Regions from separate parts of the Mus musculus genome. Here all the other regions are linked to region 3. A link is a contact called in ENCODE Hi-C or POLR2A ChIA-PET data. All regions are on one chromosome and are shown on one strand. The core of a region is the stretch at or near the end of the contact, and the rest is flanking DNA. Distances in the headings are between cores, read along the strand shown. Region 1 holds the start of Nisch (nischarin). Region 2 holds the start of Nt5dc2 (5'-nucleotidase domain containing 2). Region 3 holds the start of Stab1 (stabilin 1).

Region 1 (3,943 bases), core at 996-3,495, 38 kb after region 3:
AGGTACTCAGTCCCCACTCCCCAAAAAGCCAGAGTCAGGCATCCTTGCACACCCACTGTGCACCCAGCTTTCCTCAGCCTCCTTGACAGCCCTGTAAGGTCTGGAGAAGAGCTCTGGCTCCCATTATCAGGAAGGAATGGTATGGGTGACTAGCTCCACACACCTCCTTAGATTTTTTTTTTTTACCTCCTGTCTCTGTATAACTCAAAACCCAACTTGTGCTATAGGCAAGGCTGCCCCTTCCAAGGGAGGCAGAGCAGAGCCCAGTGAGGCAGCACCAGTGTCTCTGCTATACATCTTTCCAGGAGCCCTAACTCCATCCTAGAAGCAAGGCCTTCAGTCAACCTCTTCCACTAGCTGTGGTTTTGACTTTGGCAGCTGAACCAGGAGGCAAGGCATCACCAGGCTTCCAGGGGCAGCGGTGGCTCAATCAGCCTCAACAGAAGGCGATATAGCTCTGGTGGTTAATCGTCCACCAAAACCTGGGTTCAAAATCTGGCTATCCCATTTCCTGGGTGTGGCTTATGTGCCACTTATGTAAGTGACTGGGAACCTAAGCTCTCTCTGGGCCTCAATTCCTCCATTTTAAAACCTGGTGGGCCAAGTAAAGCAATTAAGTGTAAAGGCCTAACACGGAACAGAAGATAGATATGTTAGTCACATTCCGTGCATCACACCCAGTGACAAATGAGGATGGTCAGTTTGGATCATCACCTTGCTCCTGACACTAAGGGGAAGGACAAAGAGCCTCTACTGACTGCAGCTAGTCCTAGGTGAGTGACCTCATTCCTTAACTAGATCAAGCCCCACGGTCCTAGCTTCCCTTCCTCGGCCTGGAGCACGGAGAGGTTAGTGGGAACAGTGAACGAGGCTGATTCCTGACCCCAGGAGCAGCCATTTCTCCAGAGCCAGCCTGTTGCTCTAAAAGGAGCCGCTAGCGGCTTCTCTTCCTTGCAGCGGGGAGAAAGAACTAGATAGAGGAATCGCCCTCAGGATCCGGTATTAGGGTGGGAGCCAGTGGGGTGGGGCAAAGGCAGGCCCGAGGCCCTTACCTCTGTCCACCCTCCAGGGAACAAAGGACAAGGAGACGGGAGGTGCTCAGTGGGCCCCCACCACAGTGCAAGTTTTCACCTGGCAGGCTGCCCACGAGGCTCTCGGGCCTAGCATCCAACCCTATGCAGGCCCAAAGGGCGTCTAACGCCATCACAGAAACTACCCTCCTTTTTTGTTGGCTTTCCCTTGTAGCCTACAAGGATACATTAGAAGCTCGTGTCCCTCTCCCCTAAGCCGTGACGTCCCCTAAGGTTTGCAGGCCCTGTACTTCGGCCTCGAGGTAACTTCTGTGTTCTGCACGGCTGGGATCCATTCCTTTCTCCCCAGACCCCGAGGGCTCATTTTTCCATCCACCACCCCCCCCCACACACACACACACGCACGCACGCACGCACACACACACACTTCGCAGGGCTGATCTGGACTGCGACTAGTGTTTGGTTGGTGGGGGTGGAGATCGGGATCTGCTGTCTCTCCTTCACCACCTGATGATCTCTAGCCCTGGCCCTTGGTCCCATCGACCAGAGACCACCCCTTCCGCGTCCCCTTCCTCCCAGACTTCCCATGAAGGTCTCTTAGGCTGGCATTCTTCCTTGCCTGGAGGATCCAGAGGGCCTCCATCTCACCATCCCCTCCTCCCCCACCCTCTGATTGCTCCAACACAAGTCTCCTTTTCTGGTCGCGCACCCTTTCCCCAGCCCCCCTTCCCGCGCCCCGCCTAGATCCTCCTCCAGAACCTATGCGACCCGGCCCTTCCTCCGAATCCCCCATTTTTTTCGGGCTCCCTCGTCGCTACCTCGCAGAACCTTCCACGCACTCATCGAATGTGCTACCCAGGCCCCCCCCACCCCCCACTTCTCAAAGCCCCTGGGTCGAGAACTCCGGGTTCCAGGCGCTAAGCCCGCTCTGGACGCTCGCGGCCCCCCAGCACACCGTGTACGTGTCCACGAGCTCAGAACCCACGACGCGCGCCTCCTTGGCAGGCTCGGCCTCCCGCTCAGGGCCGAAGCTGAGTGTCGCAGCCGCCATGTTGCCGGCTCCACCGCTGCCGACGCCCGGCGCAGAGTGGCAGCAGCAGGGGGCGGGGTCAGCGTCCCACCGCCCCCCAGCCCCCGCTGCCCCCCGCCCGCGCCCGCGACGCCATCTTGGCCCCTCGGCCTGCTTGCGTCCTCGCCCCGCCCCTTGCCCGTAATTGACAGCACAACCAGTGGCACGCATGCGCAGCTCCTGCGGGCTTGCCCAATTTGCTTTCTGTATACCTGTGCGGCGTTCTGTCCCCTCGGGCAGTTGTGGTCATTGTCCGCTGGGCTCACAGCAGGGAAGGGCAGAGGCCATGGGCCTTCGGAACTCTCCGAAGTCACTCTGCTTCGCTTGGCCTCAGTTTCCAGAGGGGACATTAATAGGGTCTCGCCTGGCTGTTGGGTTCATTCCCTGTGTAGCAAGAGCAAAATGAATAAGACTAGACTTAGAGATGGAACAAGGACCAGAGGGACTCTCCGACACTTGGGGGGTTTGTTGTTAAAAGTACTGGTGGAGAATTGATTGTGGTGATTCTGCAGTGCTCAGTACCCCACGGGCTTTCCCCTGGCAGTGTGCTAGGCGGCACACTGGTGTGTTCAGGGAGAGCTTATATGCAGCAGACGTGCAGGTGGATGGAAGAGATATGCGCTGTCCATCTGGTTTCCCAGATGACATCCTGCAAGAGCTCAAGGTGAGGAGGAGACAGACTAGGCCTTGGACACAAGAGCGTGGCTGAAGAAACATCCATAGGGAACAACCATAGGGAAGACTTAGCTGGAGAAGAGATGACCCAACCGGAGGAGGAAAAGAGAGAATCCTGATAGACATAGGGTTCTTTAGGGACACTTGTTGACTCACAGAATGCAGCTGACTCAAACCCGAAGTGAACACTGATTGTTGTCCTTGAAAGATGGAAGGTTGCGGCGTGGTAGATCCCGCTGAAGGGCTTCAGGCCAGCCTATTCTTTGTGGGCCAGTGACTTCTTCCATTACCAGTGTCATATTATACTCTGAACCTTGCATAGGAAGTGTTTCTTGGCAGGACTTACACTGCCAGCCTCTGTTGGCATGCTACCATCTCTCAGGGGGTGTAATATAAGGTAGGGATTCTCCGGTCAGCTTGACCTCAGGCAAGTCACTGTGATTCCATAGAAGACCGAACTGTTTACTTCACATTTCCTGTGTGCTCATATTTTCATTCATTCAGGAAACTTTTTCCTGAGGTTGTTGAGGATGTGTGTGTGTGTGTGTGTGTGTGTGTGTGTGTGTATTGCATTTAGGTGCTTGCTCCCAAACCTGAAAACTTGAGTTCAGTCCTGGGTTCCTGGGAACCTAGGTAGCAGAGAGAGATAGATGACTCCTGCAAGTTGTCCTTTGACTTCCACATGCACTCATAAATAAAAGCAATACATTCTTTTTTTTTTCTTGAGACTTCCCTGGGGGTGGGGTGGGGTCTGGGGAACAGATGGCAAGAGACCTGGTCCTTGCAGTCCTTCATAGCTCCTGGCCCTAGGCAGATGATACAGGGACTTTGGCCAGCCTGAGATTACAGGGACCAGGGAGGGGGTGGAGGATATTCCAGGCAGTGGTGGGCTGGGCTGGGAATGTAGCAGGAGGTGGAGGGAGGCAGGGCTATATAAGCCCAAGCAGAGGGCTGGCTGGCTGGCAACCCCAGTAGCCTGTCCTGTGAGCTGTCGCCAGAATGGATGACATCTACAAAGCTGCGGTGAGAGATGAATCTTTAAGGGGTTAGGGTGGGTAGGTCCATTGGGGTTCCCTTAGCTAAGGATGGAGGACAGGGGTACACTAGGGAAGTGATGGGGGACTCAAAAGGGTCCCCACACACCTGTAACCCAGCCCCTTGAGCTGAC
Region 2 (3,797 bases), core at 488-2,987, 38 kb before region 3:
GCATTTTCGAAAGCTGAATTTTATCGTCGCAGCAAAAAGTACAACTGTCTATAACAAACATGCTAAAATAATATAAACCTATGATAAGTGGGAAATTACCGTTATTCTGGTAACTTGTAGTGTTTTTAAGCATCACAACCAATAGTTACAGAAGAGGATCAAGGTAAAGAGTGACTTCGCTGTCAAACCACAACCCTATCGGCACCCTTGTAAGATGAGCCTTTCTATGATGCTGTGAGAATTGACAATCTAAAAGAATTAAATGGCCTGGCAGTGGTGGCATATGTCTTTAATCCCAGCACTTGGAAGGCAGAGGCAGGCGTATCTCTTGAGTTCGAGGCCAGCCTGGTCTACAGAGTGAGTTCCAGGACAGCCAGGGCTACACAGAGAAACCCTGTATCAAAAAAAAAAAAAAAAAAAACAGAATTAAATGACAGATTGCAGCGAGGAGGCCTGGTGGGCCCATGCCAAGGTATGCCCCTGAGAAATTATGCTGTGCAACAAATCTGGTATGAAAGGAGTTTATTGGGGAAGGAATAGAGGCAGTGAGGGAACCATGAAGGCAGAGAAAGAGGGGGGGGGGTCATAAACAGCTGACTAAGCGCAGCCTGCCTGGAGGTACCTACTGGAGAAGCCACACACAGTGAACGCCTGGCACTTGGTGCCATTTCTCTTGGATCTGAGGACTGAAACTTGTAAAGTGTCATCCACTTGGAAGGAATCCACATGTGGCCAGGTCTTCACAGCCCACCTAGGTCAATGGACCTACAAGGGTCCACCCATAAGCCCACCCTTCGGCATCCATGACTACCCAGACCAGAATCTGATACACCCGATCCTCAGCATAGGTACAGGCAAACTACAAACGTACACATTACACACAACCTTAAACCCAACAGCCACGTGTGTTCAGTTGGGCAACTCACCACCAACAATGGACATTGGGCCCAGCCTTTCCTAGTGTACACCTGCAAGCTAAGAAAACAGAAGTGGATGGAATGAAAAGAATTTCATTGAGACAGCGCTTGAAAAAAACCATGGCAATTCAACTGGGGGCCTGCACCGTCTGGCCCATCCTTTTACAGCCGCCAAAACCTGGTGGCTGCAGTGATCCTGGCCCACAGCCAGAAGCGTATGCCCAGTAGATAGGCTCCTCATTTAAGTCGATCACCTGGGTTGGGTACCAGGCAATACAAAGAAAATGCTGCCTCAGCAGGCGTCAGCTGCCCATCAGGCCAAGTGGTCTTAGCCAGCTTGGGACTGGTACTGAAAGCAAGTAGAGCTCTTGTTGTCTTAGCGACCTCAGCTCCAGTGGAACGTGCAGTCAGTCAGAAACTGGGGCAGGGGCACGAGGCCCCGGGGCAGGAGAACTGGTCTGGAAAGAATAGGACAGAAGAGCAGGGGAGGGGCAAAAAGACCCTTGGGCAAAGGAAGAGCAGTACACTCGAGCGCTCTTGCTCCTCGGCCGTCCAGGATCTCGCGGAGACCCGGGGCTCTGCGACTTCCCGCTCAAGGGAGGAAAGGTACCGCCATCGCCACCGAGACGACCAAAGGGGGGCGCAGAGCCCCTGAGCCGAGCAGGGGACAAGGAGGCGGGGGTCGGAGCCCGCTCCGCCCCGTCCCGGAGACCTCCCGCCCCCTGGGCCGAGTGGTGCGTCCATTGGCCGGATGGGCTCCGCGCGCCTCCCCCATTGGCCGGCCGCCTTGAGAAGCACGCGGCCACGGTGGCGGGCGGGCAGTCGGAGAGCGGCGGGCAGGCGGGCCAGCGGACGGGCGGAGGGCGGCCGGGGCAGCGCGCAGGGGGCATGGCGGGTGCCGGACTGCGGGCGACAGCTAGGCGCTTGCTGCTGTGCAGAGGCCACAGCGGACCGCGGGCCGCCTCGTCCTCACCCTCCTGCCCTGGCTGCGGCCCGCCGGGTCCCGGAGCCCACTGCCCCAGCACCCCGCGCTCGGCGCCCGCAGACGGCGCGGACCTCAGCGCGCACTTATGGGCTCGTTACCAGGACATGCGGAGGCTGGTGCACGGTGGGTGACGCCGGGTGGGCAGTGAGCCGTAGGTCGTCAGACGAACGGTGCCCAACAGACGGCCAGGGCACCGACCGGGGTGAAGGACGCTTGGTGGGGCTCGCCGGGGTCCCAAAACCTGAGGGCTAAATGGCGTTTTAGAAAAGGCTCCATCGGGTTGTTAGGAGGTGTCTCTGCAGGACACCGCTACTCCTGGGGCGAGTGGGGCTTTTTGTCTTCTGGCGGCAGAAGCTTGGAATGCCTGGAGCGGCCGCTGCGCACGCGGCCCCCATGGTCTTGCTCCTGAGTCCAATCTGCGGGCAGTAGCGGTAGAACCCCTCCCAGTCCCTCGTTCTCCTCTGGCCCTTAGTTGCAGTGTGTGGACAAAGACTGACTGAGCCGTGTTCACAGATGGCACGACGTAAGGTGACACCAGACGGACACTGCAGGCACCTCTTGGCTTGTCTCTGGCGGTCTACTGCACTCTAAACACTCGGAGGAACAGAAAAGTTACTGTAGCCCCCCCCCCCCCCCTGCAATCCCTCGGGAGTTGCTATATCTCAGATAGAACTGCACAAGGCACTTAACCCTCTCCTAATCATTCCCTTGGAATGGGCTGATGAGGCTGGAGATCTGAGCGCCGAACATCTGTCCATTGGTCTGGTGGGGCCCTGCCTCTTCAGCCGATAGATGTGGTCTGGGCTGTGACCCCTATCACTGCCCAGCAGGGTGGCCCTCGGCTTCACACCCTCTGAAGACCCTCAGTGTTCTGTCCCAGAATTTCGTTGATGACTCAGAAAGAACAAGGCCAAGCAGGAGCCTGGGGACCTTCTGCAGGAAGCCCCAGAGGTGAGGTGGCTTGCATTGTCTGATAAGACAGAGGAGCCCTGACAGGGAGGTTCCAGCTGTGACTGGACTAGGGTTTCCACTCCAGCTGTGAGGAGAGCTGGACGCTGGCCAGAGTTCACCTCTTGACGTGCTGCAGTCAGATTACTTGAGACCTCTCAAGAATGGTTGCTCTTAAGGATTGGGAATATTGCAGGGTGACCAGGATTATTTAAGAAGTCAACGTTCTGCCCCTAGTGTAGACCCTCTGAGTGGCCTGAGAAACCTACTTAGGATGTTTGGGGGAGGGGGACACTACTGAGAATATCCTTCAGGACTCTTCCTCATCTTCAGGCCCTTACATGCTCTGTGAGTTCTTGTGTGCAGGGTCACTTCCACTGCCATGCCAGGGTGAGCTAGCTTCATGCCTCTGACCCCTGACGCCTGCCCGCCCGCCCCCCAGGCTAGGTTTTAGGGCCAGGGCTAGTAACCCTTCAGAGAGCAGTGGAGAAGGGCTGTCACCTAAACTGCTTGGCCTCATGGGATGAGAAAGCTAGGCAAAGAAGAGTGATGAAAGCGGGCGGAGTGGCCTGAGTGTGCATCTCATTGGGTGCCGGGTACTGGGTGGTTTAACTGGGTGCCTTTACCAAGCTTAGTTCTCTGGGCACCGGAGGTGGCAGTGTGACTTCTTCATGGAATTGGAGGAGGGAAGGAGATGAGTTTTAAGATTCACAAGTGGTAACTACCAGGGCTGTAGAACCTGAAGAAAGGAGGTCAGGGGCTTGACAGTAAAATCATAAACACCGCAGACCACCTCTGGTCATGGCTTACCCACACACCCAAAGCTCTGATTTCCTTGGTCCAGAAACGGGGAAAGTAAGCAGGGAAAGTGGGCTTCTTGCCCATCCTACTTGTTCCCAGGAGCGTTTATATGACTCTGAGAAGACCCTTAAAAGCAGAGCCAAGAC
Region 3 (3,940 bases), core at 950-3,449:
GTGCCAGTAGTGATGGATGGATAAGCCAACTGCCGAATCAGCACCTCTCTCTCCGGGGACCACACCCGAGTGAGACAAGGCACTCATCTGCCCACCAGTGGCACCAGACGGAGCTCACGTTCCCGCTGGGGATGCAGCTGGGTGGGATGAGGCTGGAGAGGCCTCAGCTGACTCAGAGGTCTGCTTCCTGGGAGCACCTTACGACCTGGCAGGGTGCTCAGCACGAAGCTGAGTTTGCCTCGTCTGCTTTCTCTGTGTGTGGGAGCTGGGAAAACTGTGGAGACATGAACCATGCAGCTCAGTAGCAAGGTGAAGAAAACTCCCCCGAGCTGGAAGCAAGTTCCTGGGGAGTCTCTGGGTTGACCACCTAGAATCTAAATCCCCAAAGAGCCGAAGGGCCCCGTGAGCTGCCTCTCTCTCCTCTCCTCTGGATCAGAGCAGGGGGTGGGGAGGTGGGGACAAAGCTGGGTGCTAGCCAATGCCCCTGTTTTTGTGCTGTGGCTGTGGATCCCCAGGCTTGTCCTCGACACAAAGTCGTCCCCGGGCAGATGGACGGACACATGCTAAGACCCTCCCACAGGCAGATCTCCTTGCATCTGCTGCCGGAGCCTGCTATGCCAAGTCCTAATGCCACCTGTGCTGGCTGTCGACTCAGGGGTCCTCTCTTCCCTCTGAGGCTACGTTCCTAGCAGCTGCAGCTTGTGTCCCAGGTCATACAGGATGAGGGACTGTGAGGGGAAAGTAAGGACAGCATGGCTACATCCCTACCCACAAGGACCTCAGGACCTCGTCCCTGGCCCAGGCTGGCTGGGCTTCAGTCTCAGAATGACAGACTTAGAACTGTCTGGAACTACAGCAGGTCTCGGAGCTGAGATTTCTCACTGACCTCTGTCCCCATTGCCCAGGACACGGGTGGCAAGGTGCTTTTCCAGCTTGGCACAACCTGGATCTTGTGGTTTTCCATCATGTTTATCCTGATGTCCCACCTGCTCCACCCAGCCCTGGCCTGGCCATGAAATCCCCTTCCCACGGGACCAAGCCCCCATGGCTGCCTGGTGGTGGATCCCCTCTCTCTGCCACGGGAGCCTCGGAAGCTGCCTAAGATGAAGGTGAACTCGGTTTCACGAGGGAAGCTCCTTTGCCCAGATACAGATCCAAAACTCAGTCTCCACACTTGTGGGAAGCTCTCCCCAAAGCTCACGCAGCAATTCTGAGCTGGGGAGACCTAGGGACAGGCCCTCTTGGCCTCCGGAGCCATGCTACAACCACTCACGAGGCCCTGTGTTCTCAGCACACTGGGTGGGGAATGGCAGTCCTGAGTAAGAATCGCAGGCTGTGGTCCCAACTATGGCTCCAGAGGGAACAGCTTGCGGCTCTCCTCCTCGGGCCTGGGATTTCGAACAGGAGAAACAAACAAGCTTGCTAAAGACTATAAAGACTGAAGGGGCCACGTTCAGGGGCCTCTCTGAGACTTAAGAACATTGTTGTTGGTTGCTGTCTGTCCAATGGATCTCGTCTGTTCCACACAGGCTTGGGGCTGGCCACGGGCATATTGGTGGCCAAGTTCTGATTGAGCCCCTTGGTTTATAGTTCCCGGAGGATAGGTAACGATCACATTTAAAAGCCCCAGGTGAGGGCCGCATAGACTATGGTCTCAGTCTGGGAAAGAAGGCCAGGAGGATGGGGCTGGCTCTGTCCCTGTTCACTCATAAGCTAGGCAACCCAGGATGACTGCCCAGAGTACATGACCAGCTAGCCCGACAGAGTTAGAGGGGAAAAATTGCTGAAGCCTTTAAGCTTCAGGTAGAACAGCCGTAGACTTCAGCCTGGGGAGGTGGAACAATAGTCTGGGTCCCTGGGCCCCCAGGGAGCTCAGACAGGTACCAGCTGCTTTGATACCCCCACCCCAACACATCCATACACAAACTATCATGGTCCCTCCCTGTTCCCTGACCCTGGCTCCCACTCACCGTCTGCCCTCGGATGAAGCTGGAGTCTGACAGGCAGAGGACCAGGACACAGAGCAGAAGGAGGGTTCGGGGCTCTGCCATAGCAGGCAGGTCTGCTGTCTGAGACAAAAGTAGTGTGGGGACAGTGATTGCAGCAGCGGCAGGCAGCGAGTGAACTCCAAGAGGCAGGCATGAGGAAGGAGGCAGGACAGGGTGGGTGAGCAGCCGCTTTAAAAGCTATCCGTCAGCTCACCCCCACAGGAACCCACCAGGATTTCCTCCTGCGTATCAGCAGCCTGCAGGCGGAAGGGAAGACGCTGGCCAGTGACCCCCACATGGACGACCTGGGCCCTGTTCAGGGCTTCCTGGCCCAGGACGCTGCTCCCTGGCACCATAGTCTAGAGGTCCAGACCCACCATTAGCCACCTGCCTGGGGTCTAGGGGAGATTCTAAAGCAAATTTAAGCACCAATAAATAATTTTCCCTGCATCTGTCAAGCTGGCTTTTTCATTCAGAAGCTTCGGGGTTCTGGTGCCTAGGAGGTTGTTGGACAGCCCCTGGGCTGGCTGGCCCCCAGGTGAGCTGCCTCAGTCTTTCCGTCAGACACCAGTAGAGGTGGAAACACCATGCTAGCCCCTCAGACTGGTCTCCCCTACCAGCCTCATGGCCTTCCTGAGCCCACCCCTAACTCTGCAGCCACAGCCCAGGTTCCATTGCACTTCAGTCCTCTATGCTTGTGGTGGGTGGGTGGGTGTCTGTGACGTCCCTCACTTGGCCCTGAAGTCTGTAGTGACTGGGTAGAGCCACCGAGCACAGTCTGGGGGGTTCCTTTAATCTTTTAGGGACCTCCACTCAGGCAAACCCAGGATTCATGGATTCAAAGCAGGAAAGAATTCAGAACTGGCGGGTATGAAATAAAACTGAGGTTTCATTAAAAATAGTGTTTAAAAAAAAAAAAACCACACCCAAGAACATGTGTGCAGATCTCTCAGTCACCATTTAATAAGACTTAAGGGTTTTGTTGCTGGGCTTGTTGCTGTTGTTAGTGTTGTTGTTTTGTTTGTTGTTGTTTTTTCGAGACAGGGTTTCTCTGTGTAGCCCTGGCTGTCCTGGAACTCACTCTGTAGACCAGGTTGGCCTTGAACTCAAGAAATCCACCTGCCTCTGCCTTCTAAGTGCTGTGATTAAAGATGTGCATCACCACCGCCCATATCTATTTATTTACATCTCAAATGCTGCCTGGTCCCCCTCACAGAATCCCTCCCCGTCCCACTTCCCCTTTTCCTCTGAGAGCATGGGGCCCTCCTGGGACATCAAGTCTCTGCAAGATAAGGTGCATCTTTTCCCACCGAGGCTGGACAAGGCTGCCCTATTGGGGAAGAAACTCTCAGTCAGGCTACAGCTTTAGGGAGGGCCTCTGCCCCTTTGCTGGACTCTTTCCTTCCCACGTGTCCGTACATTTTCCCTTTCTACTTTGCTTCTTTTTGTTTTTTCGAGACAGGGTTTCTCTGTGTAGACCAGGCTGGCCTTGAACTCAGAAATTCGCCTGCCTCTGCCTCCTAAGTGCTGGGATTAAAGGCGTATGCCACCATGCCCAGCCTTCTACTTTGCTTCTTGGCCAACTGGGGCTTTTCTATTCCAGTAAATTAACTGCAAGGGTATATGCTATGGGTGTATATATATGGTAAAGGTATACGGTAGAGGTATATGGTATATGTCTGTGTGCTCTTCCCTTCTCCCAGGTAGGTGTGGTCTCTGATGGTGAAGCTAATTGGTTTGGACTAAAATCTCTTGCTGTGCCTCACAAAGCAGACGCATGGGTCTGGGCTGCAGCATGGGCTTCAGTTACGCGCCACAGGCTTTGTCGTCAACTGGCCAACTAAGTCCTTTCTGTCTCCTCTAAATGTTGCCTCGGCTAGTCTTTCTGGCTGCTGTCCTCAGGGCTGCCTGATTAAAGAAGTAGATTTTCTTTGTTCAGATAAACTCGGCCT

The links. A loop is a pair of places that touch in the nucleus more often than their neighbours do. ChIA-PET counts read pairs that join two places held with the same protein, here RNA polymerase II (POLR2A).
Region 1: POLR2A ChIA-PET joins it to region 3 with 42 read pairs in Patski. The contact joins the promoter of Nisch here to the promoter of Stab1 in region 3. A Hi-C loop is called at or near these places in 2 of 37 maps with a recorded cell type or tissue (heart and left cerebral cortex). POLR2A ChIA-PET finds 5 or more read pairs at or near these places in 2 of 5 experiments (Patski and embryonic stem cell).
Region 2: POLR2A ChIA-PET joins it to region 3 with 105 read pairs in Patski. The contact joins the promoter of Nt5dc2 here to the promoter of Stab1 in region 3. A Hi-C loop is called at or near these places in 3 of 37 maps with a recorded cell type or tissue (gastrocnemius and heart). POLR2A ChIA-PET finds 5 or more read pairs at or near these places in 3 of 5 experiments (Patski and embryonic stem cell).

The regions. Positions count from the first base shown.
Region 1 is chr14:31,204,581-31,208,523 of GRCm38, forward strand. Nisch (nischarin) reads right to left here and starts at 2,246. Exons shown (of 21, transcript NM_022656.2): 1 at 1,987-2,246. The coding sequence starts at 2,082. Tnnc1 (troponin C, cardiac/slow skeletal) reads left to right here and starts at 3,732. Exons shown (of 6, transcript NM_009393.3): 1 at 3,732-3,798. The coding sequence starts at 3,775.
Region 2 is chr14:31,129,352-31,133,148 of GRCm38, forward strand. It overlaps Nt5dc2 (5'-nucleotidase domain containing 2), which reads left to right and starts at 1,738. Exons shown (of 14, transcript NM_001374087.1): 1 at 1,738-2,025. The coding sequence starts at 1,806.
Region 3 is chr14:31,166,442-31,170,381 of GRCm38, forward strand. Stab1 (stabilin 1) reads right to left here and starts at 2,200. Exons shown (of 69, transcript NM_138672.2): 1 at 1,971-2,200. The coding sequence starts at 2,051.